Linked DNA regions of Mus musculus: region 1 is linked to region 2. A link is a loop called in an ENCODE intact Hi-C map of the cell type or tissue named here. Cell type or tissue: left cerebral cortex. All regions are shown on one strand.

Evidence for each region. Peaks named below come from ENCODE experiments on the same cell type or tissue, not always from the same donor. Only the 100,000 strongest peaks of a DNase experiment are listed, where the experiment ranks them.
Region 1: a loop joins it to region 2, with 9 times the contacts of the local background. A loop is called at or near these places in 1 of 42 quality-filtered maps.

What each region holds. Positions count from the first base shown.
Region 1 is chr5:128,842,525-128,850,524 of GRCm38, forward strand. Rimbp2 (RIMS binding protein 2) reads right to left here. Exons shown (of 21, transcript NM_001378900.1): 2 at 3,060-3,147. Among named protein-coding and RNA genes, the nearest start is that of Gm34057, 28 kb to the left of the region's middle. In left cerebral cortex, a CTCF peak has its summit at 1,656 (motif pointing right); DNase peaks (open chromatin) are centred at 630, 2,684, 4,140, 4,348 and 1 more place; H3K27ac peaks cover 4,195 bases.
Region 2 is chr5:128,949,671-128,957,670 of GRCm38, forward strand. It overlaps Rimbp2 (RIMS binding protein 2), which reads right to left and starts at 3,390. Exons shown (of 21, transcript NM_001378900.1): 1 at 3,297-3,390. In left cerebral cortex, CTCF peaks have their summits at 3,859 and 4,886 (motif pointing left); DNase peaks (open chromatin) are centred at 1,988, 2,757, 3,023, 3,299 and 2 more places; H3K4me3 peaks cover 3,758 bases; H3K27ac peaks cover 2,347 bases.

The DNA.
Region 1 (8,000 bases), 110 kb before region 2:
CAGAGTCTTTCCCCAGAGCTGCTTTGAAGAACAGAGGCTGACAGGAGCAGGGTAAAGGGCAGTAGCTGAGAAGCACATTCATTTTCAAAACGTGATTAAAATATCCACGACATCATCTCAACTATTTTCAAGTCTAATGATACTGAGCAAGCTTGCTTCACCCCACCCCACTGCCCCCCATCCCCGTGGCTGTCACTCACGTCCAGAACTCTGTCCCCTTAAACAATGACTCCCAACCTCTTCTCCCTTGGCCTCAGACACCCACCACTGCATTTCCTGTCTCAGAGCTGACTTCTCCAGTGACCTCATTTAAATACAACCAAAGCCTGGCCTATGATCGCAGCTATTCAAGAAACTTAGTAAGGGGATTGATGGCTCAAAGGCTGCCTGGAGAGAGAACAAGGAGGAGGCCACCTTTGGCAACCTGAGAACCTGTCTCAAGAGGAACAGTAAAAAGAGGGCTGGGGTGTGGCTCAGTGGTAGACATTCACAAGGTCCTTGGCTCCACCCCCCAGTCTGCAAATAAGCAAACAAGTAAAAAGCTTGACTGTTCAGTATCCATCCAGTGGTGGCTGGCTTGCCATGATGTCCCCAAGGTCCACTCCTGCTGTAGCTCGAGTTGGAATGGTCTCTCGTTTGTGGATGAACAGAAAACAGAACCCCAGTCAGGCTGGTACAGGAGTGAGAAAGGTCTGGGCACAACCCTGCCAGTGCACTGTTACCATCTGTACCCTGTGAGTCACCAGGTTCCTCTGACACCCCCGCCCCCCCCACCCCCTGCAGAGCAGAGGGGGAGGTACGCTCACTCAGTACCCCAAAGCCTGTTTAAAAGGATACACAGAGAAGGCAGCAGGAGCAGATGTTTCTGGTCTTTAGGAAAAAACCAACATGGGTTGCCTGTGAGTTCTGTGTGTGGGTCTATTCATATGGGGGGGGGGGGTCCTGTGGGTTCCTTCCAGCTTTGAGGCCACTGTAAACGTATCCCCTGGGCCCACAAACACAGGTCTGAGGCCCTGATTTTGATTAGTTTGGCTACACACCCTGTGATCATGTTAACTGTCAACCTGACAGAATCGGGAATCACCTGAGAGACGGGCCTCTGCCCAAACCTGTAGAGGATAATCTGATGTAGGAAGCCCCATCTCGTTTACAGCTGGAGCTCTTCCTATTCCCTAGGCAGATCCTGGACCGTGTGAAATGGAGAAAGAGAGCCCACCCACGAGAGCCCCCCCCCCACCCCCCACTCCCCCCCCCCCCACCTCAGCTCTTATTCTCTGCTGCTTTGCTGTGGATACAATGTAACCAGCTGCTCCTGCCCGGGTGACTCTCCCTGCAACCGTAGACTATAAAATAAACCCTCTCTCTGTAGTTGTTTTGGACAGAGTATTTTACCACAGCAGCCATTAAAAGAGCATAGACCACCCCACCCCCCAAGTGAGACTGCTGGATGATACATAGTCATAGCTAAATTCTGGAGGGACCCCCAGCCTACTTTTCCCACTGGCTGCCCAATTGCCACCAGCTATGTTCAGGGATCCCTACTCTTAGGGACACTACAATATCTTGAGGGGGGACCCCCCCACCATTTTAAAGATATTATTTTTAATTATGAGTTTATGTGTATATGTGAGTGTAATGCCCACCACGACCAGAAGGGGGCGACAGGTTACAGACTGTGAGCCACAGACATCAGTGCTGGGAACCCAATCAGGTCCTTTCTCAGTTCACACTCTTAAATCACTGAGCTGTCACTCTGGTCTCAAACTTTTTTGTGTGTGGTTCTGAGGGCCTTTTACATACAAGACAAATGCTCTATCACAGACCTATAGCCTTAGTCCAAAAACCACATTTTAAAAAGATACTAAGTGGAAAGGATGGAACACAGGTGTCAAACAGGGCTTCACTATTCTGTCTAATACAGTCAGGGAAAGTTTCGAAATCGGCAGCTCAAAGCCACCAGTTGGGACAAGGGGTGTGGCTCCTGGGGGTGTGGCTCCATGGTACAGCTCTTATCTAGCAGGACCTAGGCTTCCCCAAACTGAAAAGAAAAACAAAGACTTTTTAATGGCTGCCCTTGTGCAAGCCTGTCACTCTGGACCTGGTTAAAGCAGGGAAATATAGTGAGTTCTAGAAGCATCTGATATACACAGTAAAACACTGACTCTAAAAAACTAAAACCCAAAAGCACTAATCCACGGCTTAAGTAACTAATACTGCAGAAATCTTTGCACTCCACATACTGGAGCCTTAGCAATGGAGGTGACCACAAAGAGTGGGCCAGAGGAGACAGACAGGCAGAGCAGAGAGGCTATGTCAAAGGGCGAAAGGACTGACAGATTGAAGGACATAGAACCCAGGTGAGACAAGGTCCCATAGGAGAGTTTTCAGGCTGGTGGTGACAGGCAGTTTTGGGGGAAACACTTTGCAGCATCAGTGCCTGGGGCTTTGGGGAAAGGACCTTCTCAGCCCAGAAACTATTTGGAGCTGAGACCAGATTGAAGTTCCAAGTTGCAAAAAACGTTGAGGTGTCTAAAGCTTGGTGAATGAGGAGGAGTGGTAGACACCAAGGTCACACAAGGTCACCAGAACTCCATGTATTCATGGGTGGCACAGGCGGGAGCTCACTGAAGAAACCAAGATCACTCCATCTGCTCTGGGGATTGTGGCAGGATGACAAGCGGGGAGGGAGCCGGGCTAATTAACAAAGCGTTTGGCATCTCAGTGAGCAAAGGCAGTAGCCTGGCATGAGTTCCAGCAGCTCTGGAGGCCAGGTGTGGAGCTGGGTCCGGGCCAGCATCCCCACCCTAGGCGAGGAGCAGAGGATGCAGAAGCAGGCAGACGTCGGGGTGCTGCTGTGGTGTGGGCTCCCAGCACGGCGTCTGGTAGATGTCTACATGGAGGTTCATGTTTGAGAGACTGTGGTGGATGCTTCGGCAGACCAAGGTTTCAGGCTAATTTGGCTGGGGAGAGTTTGTCCATTCCATAAGCCCTTCCTGCCCTGCGGCTCCTCCCCGGCCCTTGGGAGGAATCCCAAGGTGGGGTGGCAGTGGTGTTATTACCTGGTCATGCTGCCGGGCCCTCAAGGGAAGGCCTTTCCAGGGGCTTCAGGTGATGCTCTCTCTGCACAGCGGCCTTTAGTTCATCATCCTGGAAACGAAGGAAAGGTTGTGGTGAGACAAGGTAGAGACTGGGGGATGAAGTTCTGGCTTAGAGACCAGCTCTAGGCTGGGAGCTAACCTGGCACCCTCAGCCAGACGGAACCCCCCGTTGTCTTTCTTCTACCTAAGCCACACATACCCCAGTGGCAGAATGGGACTGGACACCTGTACCATGATGTCACCTGACCATGGAACTGCTTTGGGTACAGAGGGGGTAAGGCTCTGCCACCTAGTCTTCTAGCAGCTGTAGAAAAGCCCAACTTGTTTTTCTTATTAAATTCCATTTGACTGGGTCCAATGGCTGCGACTGTCTAATTCAAGGCAGGAAATGCTGTTCCCCAAGACAGCACCAGGCAAAGAAAAAGGCATGCCCCCTCCTCTTCCTCCTACGGCCTTGTCTCCAAATCAGCCCAATCACAAACTGGTACTTAGAGGGCCACTTAGTCTCCACGGCAAGGGTCAGCCACAGAAAGAGGTGATGAAACAAAGACCAACCAAGAAAAGGCTGAGCGGTGTTGTTGAAGAACATGGGTGACAGTTAGGAATGAATGAGGAAGAAAGCCAGGTTAAGCCGGAGCAGGCTCCATGGCTGAAGCACATTGCTTACCCTCAAAGAAGCCCGGGGAAACATGAAAAGAAGGGGCACTGTGACCGTGTCTCCAATGCTGCTGTTTAAGCTGTACGGGCTCTGGCATTCCCTGCGGCAGCACAACACACATGTGATCCTGATGTGCGTCCATTGTAGCGCCTGGAGGCAGCTCAGCAAGTCCTCCCCATTATCCTACTAAACTCTTGGACAGCACGATGTACCCTAAAAGCCATCATGGGTGACACTAGAGAAAACTCAGGGAAGTCACCACCCTAATGAAACTGAGCCAAGACTACTGTATATAGGGGCTGTGTGTGCTTGGGACCAGAAGGCTTCTAGAATGTGTAGGCTTGTAGCCGCAACACGACAAACCCATCTCTACCAAGCAGCACGGAGTGACGGCCAAGCTGAGGATGCACAGAAAGAAGTGGTAGGGAGGCCTAGGGGTTTGATATCTGAGGCAGGGTTTCCTCAAGGAGAGGTCGACATTCCTGGACACCCCTGTCACCCATGTTCATGTGGCTCTGCTGCATGTCAGAATAGACCCCTGTGGAGGTGGGTGCCACCGGCTGCTGACCACAGCTGAGGGCTCGGTAATTAAGCTCAGCTACATACGCCCCCAGCCTGGAGTTGGAGAGATTGTGACTCACTCTCTGTCACGACTATGCCGAGGAGTGATTCGGGGAACAGGGTCCCTCCTCCCCCTGAGTCTCTTCTGACCTGGAATAGCATTGCAAAAAAAAAAAAAAAAAAAAAAAAATCAGGCAATCTGGCTTACACAGATTCCGTTGCTGCCTCGGATAGCTAATTCAGTCGTGTGTTTTTTCACATATGTGTGCATACAGGTAGAAGCAGGAGGATGACTTGAGCTATCACACATCGATAATTATCAGTTTGTTTTCTGAGGTACGGTCTCTCACTGGACTGGAGACTGCAAATGGGCTGGGCTAGTCAGCAAGCCTAAAGACTCCTCCCCCTCCCATCTCTACCTCTTCAGAACACGTATCTAGCATCTTTTTTTTTTTAATGCAGGTTCTAGGAATCGAACCCGGGGTCTCCATACTTGCTCAGCAGGTCCTTTACCCACTGAGCCATTTCCCTAGCCCTCAGAAGGTTAAAACTCTCCAGTGACACATGTAGTCAGAGTCTTTGATCTTTCAAGTTCAAAGGCCAACAGAGGAGCAGGTTCAGGATAAGCAGGCTGAGGGTGTGTAAGGGAGCACCCCCACATGAGACACGTATGGGGAGCCCCAAGGTCTACACTACAGATGGGAAATTACCATCTATGTATGCCATGCAGATGGGCACACAGCTATGAGGTGCAGCTGCAGGTAAGTGGTCAGAAGGTCTCAGGACTAGACTTGAGACCTCTGGGAATCCAATCCTGAAAGCTCCAAGCAAAAGCAGAATGGCTTTATCAAACCTTCAGTAATCATTGATATGCCCAGGAGGAAAAAGCCTGATTTGATGTTTTTCTGATGTGTTAAGAGAATTATGGGGGGGGGGGGGTGGAATTCCAATTAAGATGAAGGTGTGAGCCAAGACCTGCTCAATCGCCTGAATCTCAGATGCCCTCAAGGGACATGTAGGACGCTTGGTCCACATGCAAGAACATTCTAGAGTGGTGGTGAATGGTGTGTGTTCACTTCGATCAGTTGCAGCACAGCCCCAAGTGTAGGAGCCACTGAGGGAGAAGGGTGCCCGACGTCACCCGAGATGCTGTGCCTTCAGCAGCTGTGACCACGGTTTCTCTCTTGGGTTACTCATCTTTTGATATATGGTCTAGTGACTCAAATAAAAACATGCATAGCATATTTGTTCCCAGAATAGACACGTCTACTGGTTGGATTTGACTTGAAAGTGGGGCACTTTATTAGAGATGTCAGACAGAGACAGAATCCAAATACTGATGAGTGTGTGTGTGTGTGGGGGGGGGGGGGTGTTACAGACAGCTACTGGGCAGGAGCTGCAGGGAGAAAGGATAAAGGGTGCTGGGGTGAGCACCTGAGCCTGATGTGACCGTGGGCACTTCCTGCGGGGTGAACTGTATTCTCTCCAAATGTAGACCCAGGAGCCTCAATGTGACAATATGGCAATAAGTATAGACAGGGCTCTTGAGAGATCACTAAGATAGCCTTACAATCATGCAATCAATTATAATAATGCAAATACCTCTCCCTCTTCCTCTCCCCTTCTCCCCCTCCCTTTCGCTCTCTCCCTCCCCCTCTCCCTCTCTTCCCTTCTTTCTTCAGTTTGCACCCCACACACACACACACTCTACACACTGCCATGTAAAGACACATCCACCTGCAAGCATGAAGGGAACCTCAATAGGATAGAACAAACCAGCTCCTTGATCTTGGGCTTCAGCCATTGACATATCAGTTATTTAGCACACCCAGTCTAGGGTTCCCTGACTGAGCTCTCCTCTTAGCACAGCATGGAGAGGTAAGCAGTTTTCCCAGTTTCCAAAGAGCATAAGCATGCCAAGAAGATGTCAGGGGTGGAGAAAAACAGGCTTAGATTATCTCCCATCCTCAAGGATAACACAGACAGCAGAGAAACTGAGGCAAGACAGGGGAAGCAAGTTTCCTGGAAAACTCGTGGGTTCTGCCTCCTCTAGACTCTGGTCACAGTGGGTGCCTGACACACACGTGTTCTAGACACAGCCCCTGTCCCAGCCTCATGAGGGTGAGCTAGGACAGGGGCAGAAATGCAGCTGGTCATGTGGGAGGTCACAGGTAGCCTTCCTCAGATACATGTGGAGTGAGAGAAGAAAGCAAGGAAGGCCCTCAGAGTCAGGACGAGGAACAGGAACTCATGAAAGATCTCATGGTGTGTGGGGCAAGAGGACCGTGCAACCAGACAGAACTGGTAAGGTTGAGCAGGCTCAGACCTCCAGAAACCTCAGATTTGAGAACAACACCAATGGAACCAGCTCCCTGCCAAACTACCTGATCTGGAACATGTAACCATGACGCCCCACTGAGAGGACCATGGCAATCAGTCAGGTAGCATAAAAACCTGGAGTTCTCTGTGCTAATGAGGTATCTACATAGGTCCCGAGTGTTTAGTCAATGAGCTTCCCTTCCTGGGCATCCGTTCCTAAAAAGGGTATTTAATCCCTGGTTCACCCTGAGTAAGGTGTATGCATTCACATTTGCCATCAAATAAAGCAGTTTGGACAAGCAAGGACCATCTCTTTCATCAAGGATCTCGGGGTGGGGTGGTTGCAGGGGAGGAGCACTCCATCTTTAAGAGCCATGCCTAAATCTCCCGGAAGAGGCCTCCTCTCTTTCAGCCCCTCCATACTCTTGGCACTCACTCAGAACCAAACCAGGTCCCGTCCCTGTCCCAAGCTCTGCCTTCCCCTTCCTGCCTGGTACTTAGATGTCCTGAGGGAAAAGCCCAGACCATGGACCCATGTTCCCAACAGTGCCTGGGTATACAGGAGCCTGGGAGCCATGGCAACCATCCCAGAACTCATTTCCCACCAGAGAAAACACGGACTGAGGACCCCTGTTATAGACTGTGTTCTTCCTCCCTTGGACAGCTTGCACGCAGCACTCGGGCACCCCAGCAGCAAGGCAAACACACAGCCCAGCAGTGGTGCCTCTGTCTAAGGCCCAGCACAGAATGCTTCCATGGGCAAGCCAAATGCCAGGCTCCTTGCAACACTTTATAGACCCAAGAGACACTTCTCATACATGTCTAACGCTGGATAGAGAACAAAGGAGGGATGCTATAGATATCAAAGGTGGAGAGATTGTATTGTTGACCTTCAGGGAGGCCCTGAAAGCCAGGAACACAGGACTTACTTTGTGTAACAACTGCTCTGAGCTGGCTACTTTCTCCTTCTCCTCCTAAAATCTCCCCAGCTCCCCAAATCTTTGCTACATCAGCACTGCAAGGTGGCACCTCACTTCCCTTATCCAGAAACAAAGGTACAGGGGGTTAACTAACAACCAGAGTAAGAAGTCTCTTCATCGTGTAAGCATCAGTCAGGGTTTGAACCAAGCACTATGGGTCTCTAACTCCAACCCTACCCACCCTGATTGACCCATTATTGCCAAACTACATGCTCCTGGGTTGCAAGCCCAGAAATGTCTAACTAGAAGATTCTAGAAGGCTACACAGTTACTCCAAGCTAGAGGCTTGCAGGCAGGCACAGCTTGGGAATGGGAGCTAAGCTAATCTCAGGGAGAACCTTCACTTCCATGAAATCAAAGATGAACATACATCCAAACTCATGG
Region 2 (8,000 bases):
ACATGGGATGCACACACCCAATGACCACTCTGAGACACAGCGCGGAGCAGTGTTCACCTGGAGTCATGCAGACGCTACTGTAGGCCAGGGCTCTGCAGACTCCCAGGTACCCTTCCTGGAGAGAGGGTCCAAAACTGTAACAGACATTGCAGACTATCACACAGCAGTGGCCAGGGCAGCCCACCATAACGGTGTGCCCAGAGTCACTCAAGGAAGCAGAACCCAGCAGGGGGCTGGAGCACACTGGCTCATAACCATCCAAATCTAAAGGCAAAGCACACTGGGTATTTGTCTCAGTTAGGGTTTTATTACTGTGAACAGACACCATGACCAAGGCAAGTCTTCCAAGGACAACATTTAATTGGGGCTGGTTTACAGGTTCAGAGGTTCAGTCCACTATCATCAAGGCAGAAGCATGGCAGCGTCCAGGCAGGCATGGTGCAGAAGAGCTGAGAGTTCTACATCTTCATCTGAAGGCTGCTAGTGGAAGACTCACTTCCAGACAGCTAGGGTGAGGGTCTTAAAGCCCACACTCTCAGTGACACACCTATTCCAACAAGGCCACACCTACTGGAACGAGGCCACACCTTCTAATAGTGCCACTCTCTGAGCCGAGCATATACAAACCATCACAGTATTTTATACAGACCCCTAACCAAGGTCACAAATCGAATATGAGCAAGGATTTGGATGAGATGGAGACAGTTTAAAAAAAGAAGTGTGAGGTAGGATAAGAGAGAGAGAGAAAGAGAGGGAGAGGAAGGGGAGGGAGAGAGAGGAGCTGCATATAAGAGTGGCAGGTGTTTCCCAAGGCCTCTCCTATATCACAAGGAAATGACACCGCTCTCCGCCTAGGTGAAGGCGAATGAGAAGGCAGGGCACAAAACGGAAGGCTATCAATTGTTTCAAGACAAGTCTGAGGGATGCACAGTAGTAGCACCCTGGAAATAGGATCGGGGATGCAGGGGTTTGGGGTAGCACTCTGGAGATGATTGGCAACCCCTCAAACAGGAAACTCTCAGGTCAAACTGCCCATGCATTTGACCCCCTCCCCCCAACTCACCTTGACAGCACTGGAAGCTGCCTGGGCACGAAGGCATTTTGGGATCACTTTCCTCTGAGTCTCTGTGTCCTGAGTGGTACTCACAAGTCTAGACGCCTTCTGGGAGACTTGAAATCATGCTCCGTTGGTGAGCCCACCAAAGACGAAGAGAGCATGGAGAACATGCTCCAGGGACGCTTAGCGTGCTGGAGGGTTTGCCCACTGATCCAGGGAGTGCTCACATGGGGTCCCAAGAAGAAGCACCACCACCTCTGGGAACTCTTAGAAAAATAGATGCTCGGCCCCTCCCTGAATCACATCCCTGATCCATGGAGTGATACAGTCCCTGCAGGCACCTGTCAGGAAGCCTAGTGTGTCTTCATAGACAGGCTTGTGAGCCCAGGACGGCCATTGCCCACTGGGGAAGCACCTGGTAGCTTTCATCCCCCAATCTTCCCTCATGCTAATAGAGAGGGCAGAGGGCAAAGGATCAGCTGCCCCCACCATCTTGGATTACTGGAAGGGTTGAGTTTTGTGCCCTGGGTACAGAACTATTTGGCAATCATTTGGTCCTAAGTCCCCTGCCCCTAAAGAGCCACCCTGTCTATACCTTGGAAGTCCTGGCCTCAGAATCCACGCAACAGAACCACACATGTTGGGAGGGGGGTGGGGGGGTGGGGGGGGTGGGGGGGTGGGGGTGGCAGCAGCCATTGAGAAAGAAGCCAGTTTGGGGTTGGAGGACTCCAGCAAGACTGGGAGAAATGGGGGCATGAGGCAGTTTTCAGAGGTCCTAGGCTAGTCACATTCCACATCTGGGCTCATTTGAGATACCCCCAGTTCTTGCCTCCAAGCTCCAAAGTGGACAGAGAAGAAATCTCACCACAGCCTGCCACAGAGGCCCTGGGTACCGCCTCCTCTTCCACACTCTCCCACATCCAGCACCACGCTCTCCCTACTTGGCAGCTCTATCTGTGACATTACCCTCTCCCTGACATGAGCTGTCTGCCGGCCCACATCTTCAGGGTCCTTCAGAAGGGTCTGTCCTGAGGCAGGACCTTCCCATCTACCCCCCACACCCACCCCACTCCTCGGCCACCAACACTCTCAGGATCTAGAACACACAGAGACTTACAGAGGGGAGCTTCAAGTTCACTTCCAACCCATAGCGGACCTGCCTCCCTGCACCCAGAAAGCTGGAAATGTACTTACTACTTCCTCCCCTTCCTCCTCCTCCCTCCTCCCCCTCCCTCCTTCCCTCTCTCCTTTCCCTCCTTTCTTTCTTCCTTTCCTCTGTCCCTCTCTCCCTTCCTCCACTCTCTCTTTTCTCTTCCTTTCCTCCCCATCAGCTCGCAGTTAGCTCAGGGAACAGCCAGTTCGCTCTCCCTGGGGTCAGAAACTGCTCCCTCGGAAGTCCCACCCAGTCATTGCCTTCCTCTGGCGCTGTCCAGGCAGGTCATCCGGGAAACCTGCAAACATTGCCTTTCCAGGTGGAAGGGAAAGTCTGCACTAGTCAAAGGCCCCGGTGCGCGCGCGCGAGCAAACACACACACACACACACACACACACACACACACACACACACACACACACACACACACACACCACGTACATATACTGTGCCGAGAACATCTGACTCCACAAACGAACCATTACAGCCACTCTCTGGGACACCACTTGACAAATTCACATTGCACATTTCAGTCCGCGTGGGCAGCGGATGGCGGGGCCGACTGGGATGCTTTGAGCCCTCCCCTCCCCCCCCTGCGCCGTTTTCTACGAAGTCCTCCCCAGGCCCCAAGCGCTCTGTTTGAAACCAAGACCCAGCTTCTGCCCTCTGGAAAGGCTCTGCCTAGCAGCATGGTGCCAAACTTTGCCCAGAGGGGCTTTTCTGGGAGGCTGAGGGTCCGAGAAGACCCGGAGAGCCACAGCGCCACCGTCATCGCCATCGCTGACACAGTACGGGTGAGAGAAGGCAGCAGCCCTTCCCTTCACTCTGACAAGGATCCATTGGTGGCAAGCCACACGCCGACAGGAGCACGGTGGCATTCCGCACCAAGCGTCACCCGCGGCAGCCTCCGTCCTGGTCAGCCACCACTGCCCACCCAAAGCCGAAGGGCACCCTCCTGATGCAAACTTCACCCGGGCAAAGAGTTCCCTGCTAAGCCCCTGTCACCGGTGCCACTGAGGAAAGGTGAATGGAACAGAGGCTATTTTTAGGAGAGAAAAAAAAATAAAATCTCAAATCGCAGCCTACCTTGGATGTTCTCGGTGCCCAGCCTCCCGGGCTCCAAGGCTCCAAGAGAGAGACAGAGACAGCCACTGCAGTGCACTGTGTCAGATTACAAACTGGGGCCAGAGGGAGGGGAGGAGAGTGGAGAGGAGAGAGAGAGAGAGAGAGAGAGAGAGAGAGAGAGAGAGAGAGAGAGAGAGATCCAATCAACACTGAAGGACACGGGTGTGTGGGCACCGCTTGGTATCAGCTAGAAATTATCCATTTAATTTTTGCAGGGAGGGAGAGAAAGAGAGAGAGAGAGAGAGAGAGAGAGAGAGAGAGAGAGAGAGAGAGAGGCATGAGCAAGAGTCACCAGCCAGAGAGCAGTAGCCAAAGCTTGGAAACGGCAGTGTTTTAACACACACACACACACACACCCACACACACACACACACACACACGTGCGCACACAAACGCGCATGCACACACGCATCCCAAGATGGCTCTGTCCCTTCCCTGCCGGTGTCTCTCACGAAGCGGTGGTCAAAAGCAGGGCAGGAATGGAGGCGGAGCTGGGGCCCTTGATGCAGGCAGGGCTGAGGTCTAAAGAGCTCCCCTGGCGGCCCATGGCTGGGGCTGCCCCCGCAGGTGGTCCAGAGTCCTGCAGCCAGATGGAAGCAGACATCAGGGCCGCTGTCCACCAGGCAATGCTAAGGATGCAGAATGAGGTGGTTGTGCAGAGCTCCCAGCTGCCTGGGTCCTTCATTCTTGTCCAGTCTCCCTCCCCACCCAACTGCCCATCACCCCCATGAACCCTTACTATTCTCAACTTGGCAACTGCCAGATGGACCAGCTACCTAGCAACACAGGAGCAAGAGAGAATAATACCAGGAAATGGACACACACAAACACACACTCCCCTGGGGGTCAGCATCTCACAGTTAACTCTATAAAGATGCTAAACAGCTCTGCTTCTCTGAAGGAACACCTTAGCATACTGATTAAGGCTGCATGGGGCCCTGTGGGCTCTGTAGAGAAAGACTAAAGAAAGACACAAACAAAAAAAGCTTGTGTACATCACCTGCAGGTTCGTCCTGCCAAACAACGGGTCTCGTCTCAGAGCAGTCCGTGGCCTCTCTGATAAAAGGACTCACTCTGTGGTTTTAAAACCCTGGTGTTGGGGCTGGAGAGATGGCTCAGCAGGTAAGAGCAATGACTGCTCTTCCCAAGGTCCTGAGTTCAAATCCCAGCAAGCACATGGTGGCTCACAACCATCTGTAATGAGATCTGATGCCCTCTTCAGGTACGTCTAAAGACAGCTACAGTGTACCTATATATAATAATAATAAATAAGTCTTTGGGCCAGAGCAGGGCTGACCGGAGCGAGTGGACAGGGTTGATTGGAGCAAGCAGAGGTCCTAATCCCATGAAGGCTCACAACCATCTGTATAGCTACAGTGTACTCACATACATAAAATAAATAAATATTTAAAAGTAATTAAATAAAACCCTGGTGTCAGGGGTTAAGAGCACATGATGCTCTACAGAAAACGGGTTTGGCTCTTAGCACTCACACTCACAACCATCTGTAACTCTAGTTCCAGGAAATCTGATGCCCTCTTCTGGCCTCTACAGGTACTGCATGTACATGGTGCACAGACACATGCAGGCAATATACCCACATACATAAAATAAAAAATAAGTAAATCTTAAGCCGGGCAGTGATGGCGCGCGCCTTTAATTCCAGCACTTGGGAGGCAGAGGCAGGTGGATTTCTGAGTTCCAGGCCAGCCTGGTCTACAGAGTGAGTTCCAGGACAGTCAGGGCTACACAGAGAAACCCTGTCTCGAAAAAAAAAAAGTAAATCTTAAAACTCTAAAGGCCCTGTGGTGAACCCATGCACCCCTCTGCCACTGCGGGTTCACTTGTGGATCCTGAATGAACCACAACAACTAAAACTAAAAGGCCAAGCAAGGGGTTGATGCCCCTGTCCCACAAGATGATGTAGTCCCTACCCACCAAAATGTGTTTATCAAAATTTTCAGAACCCACATCAGGCAGCTCACAGATGCCTAAAACACCACTCTGGGGACTTCAGTGGGTAACTGCACGCACACGCACATACAATAAATTCTAAAAATCTTTTGAAAAAAAATTTTTTAATTTAGTTATTTCATTTATATGAGTTCACCAGAAGAAGACATCGGATCCCATTACAGATGGTTGTGAGCCACCACGTGGTTGTTGAGAATTGAACTCAGGACAAAGCAAGCAGCCAGTGCTCTTAACCGTTGAGCCATCTCTCCAGCCCTTGAAAAGGGGTTGGTTTTGTTTGTTTGTTTGGGTTTTTTGTTTTTGTTTGTTTGTTTGTTTTGTTTTGTTTTTTGAGACAGGGTTTCTCTGTGTAGCCCTGGCTGTCCTGGAACTCACTCTGTAGACCAGGCTTGCCTTGAACTCAGAAAATCTGCCTGCTTCTGCCTCCCAAGTGCTGGGATTAAAGGCATGCGCCACCACTGCCCTGCAAAAAGGTTTTAAATGAGGACTCATTCTACATTCTGAATATGCCTCTGAACTTGCCCTTAGGAAGGGAGGCTTCATTCAAGCATATGTTCCCTAAACACAGTCCGAACTGAAGTCTGGAGGCAGGGAGTAAAATGCCTGCCACGCCCTGGGCCCCAGAGCCGTTAGGTCTTGGCAACTGCCAATATCCTAAGGCCGTGGAAAGATCCAGAACCTACTCACCCACTGACATGCTCTTCCTCAAATCAGTACTGTCATAGTATCCACTGGGGAAAACAGCTCTGTTTTCAGAAACCAATGATTAACCTACAGAATGGGGTATGTCCATTCAATAGAATAGTATTCAGCCATGAAAAAGCATGAAGGACTAATTTCCACTATGCTATAGAAATGTTTAAAAATATTTTGCTGAGTACTTTTTAATGAAATGCCTAGGATAAATGATTCTACAGAAATAAAAGGCAGATTGGTGATAATAAAGATTGAAAGTCATTGTTGAATGCGCATGAGGTTTATCCTGGGGCTATAGATCATGAGACCAGCGGAGAAATGGCTGCACACACCATGGACATTTCACAGACCACTAAACTACACACTTTTACAACAGCCAAAGTGTGTCATTTAATCTGGGGGTTGGTCACACTGGACCAGGGTTGATCCTGACTTTCCATGTGGCCTGGAACAGGTCAACCTGCCTTGCATCTCCAGAATCACCATCTGTTTGAAATATCACCCCAATTTCATGGGGCTTTTGTGGGGGACAAAAATATCTGACAGAAGAAAATAAATGCACTGCTGCTTTAAAGGGCTCATTCTGAGCCAGAACAAAGTGCATATCTGAAGTCCCAACACTCTGGGAAACTGAGGCAGGAGGATTGCTGTAAGTTCAAGGCCATAGCCTGGGCTACAGGGCCAGATACAATCGCTATATGGATGGGGCTGCAGCTCAGTAGCAGGGCACCCCGGGCTCCATCCCTCACCACAGAAAACAAAAATTCAGGACTGGAGAGATGGCTCAACGGTGAACACACTGACTGCTTTTCCATTGGACCCAAGTTCAATTCCCAGCTCTCACATGGGGCTCACAACCCTCTGCAACTCCAGTTCCAGGGGACCCAACGCCCTTTTCTGGTGGGCACTGCACACACATGGTGCACAGACATACATGAAGGCACAACACACATAAATCAAATCAAGTCAAATTAAATAATAAAACCTTTCTAAGTAAGGAAGATATTAAAATCCAGTGGCTTTTGACCCCCTACTTCCCTAGCAGAGAGGAGATCATTTTCAAAGAATTCCCACACATCCACTAGGCTCCGAGTTCAAGGCTCAGTATCTCTGTCTGTCCCTGATGGCGTCTCTCACGGTGGTCAAAAAACGAGATGGAAATTGAGGTGGAGCTGCTGTCCTTGATGCCATCCTGGGAATTCCCAAGGGACAGGATGAAGCCTGATATGTGGTGCAGTGTGAAGCTCAGGGCACACTATTTCTTAGTGTCATTTTCTAAACTCACAAGAAAGAAAGGAGGAAAGAAAGAAAGAAAGAAAGAAAGAAAGAAAGAAAGAAAGAAGGAAGGAAGAAGAGGAGAGGAGAGGAGAGGAGAGGAGAGGAGAGGAGCAGAGAGGAAGGAAGGAAGGAAGGGAGGGAGGAAGGAAGGAAGGAAGGAAGGAAGGAAGGAAGGAAGGAAGGAAGGAAGGAAGGAAGGAAGGAAGGAAGGAAGGAAGGGAAAGAAAGGAGAGGAGAGGAGAGGAGAGGAGAGGAGAGGAGAGGAGAGGAGAGGAGAGGAGAGAGGCGAGGCAAGGCAAGGAAAGGAAAGGAAAAGAAAGGAGGGAGGAGGAAGGAAGGAAGGAAGGGAAAGAGAGGAGAGGAGAGGAGAGGCGAGGCGAGGCGAGGAAAGGAAAGGAAAGGAAAAGAAAGGAGGGAGGGAGGAAGGAAGGAAGCATATGCATAAAATACTAGAAATGGTTGCTAGACTCAAGGCTTTGTGGCCACATCTCTTGAGACAAGGCAATCAATGAGGCCACCCTACTCCAGGATGGATGAAGGCAGGGCCAGCCCATCAGGAGGAACTGCCAAGTCTGAAAGTTAAGACAAAAGCAACCACCAGTCCATGCTAGTCCCAGACCATTCACTCCTGGGTCACTGGACTGCCACAGACTATGATCAATAACACACCACCAAGAGTTTGTCCCATCCTGGAATAGCACGCACGGAGGATGTCAT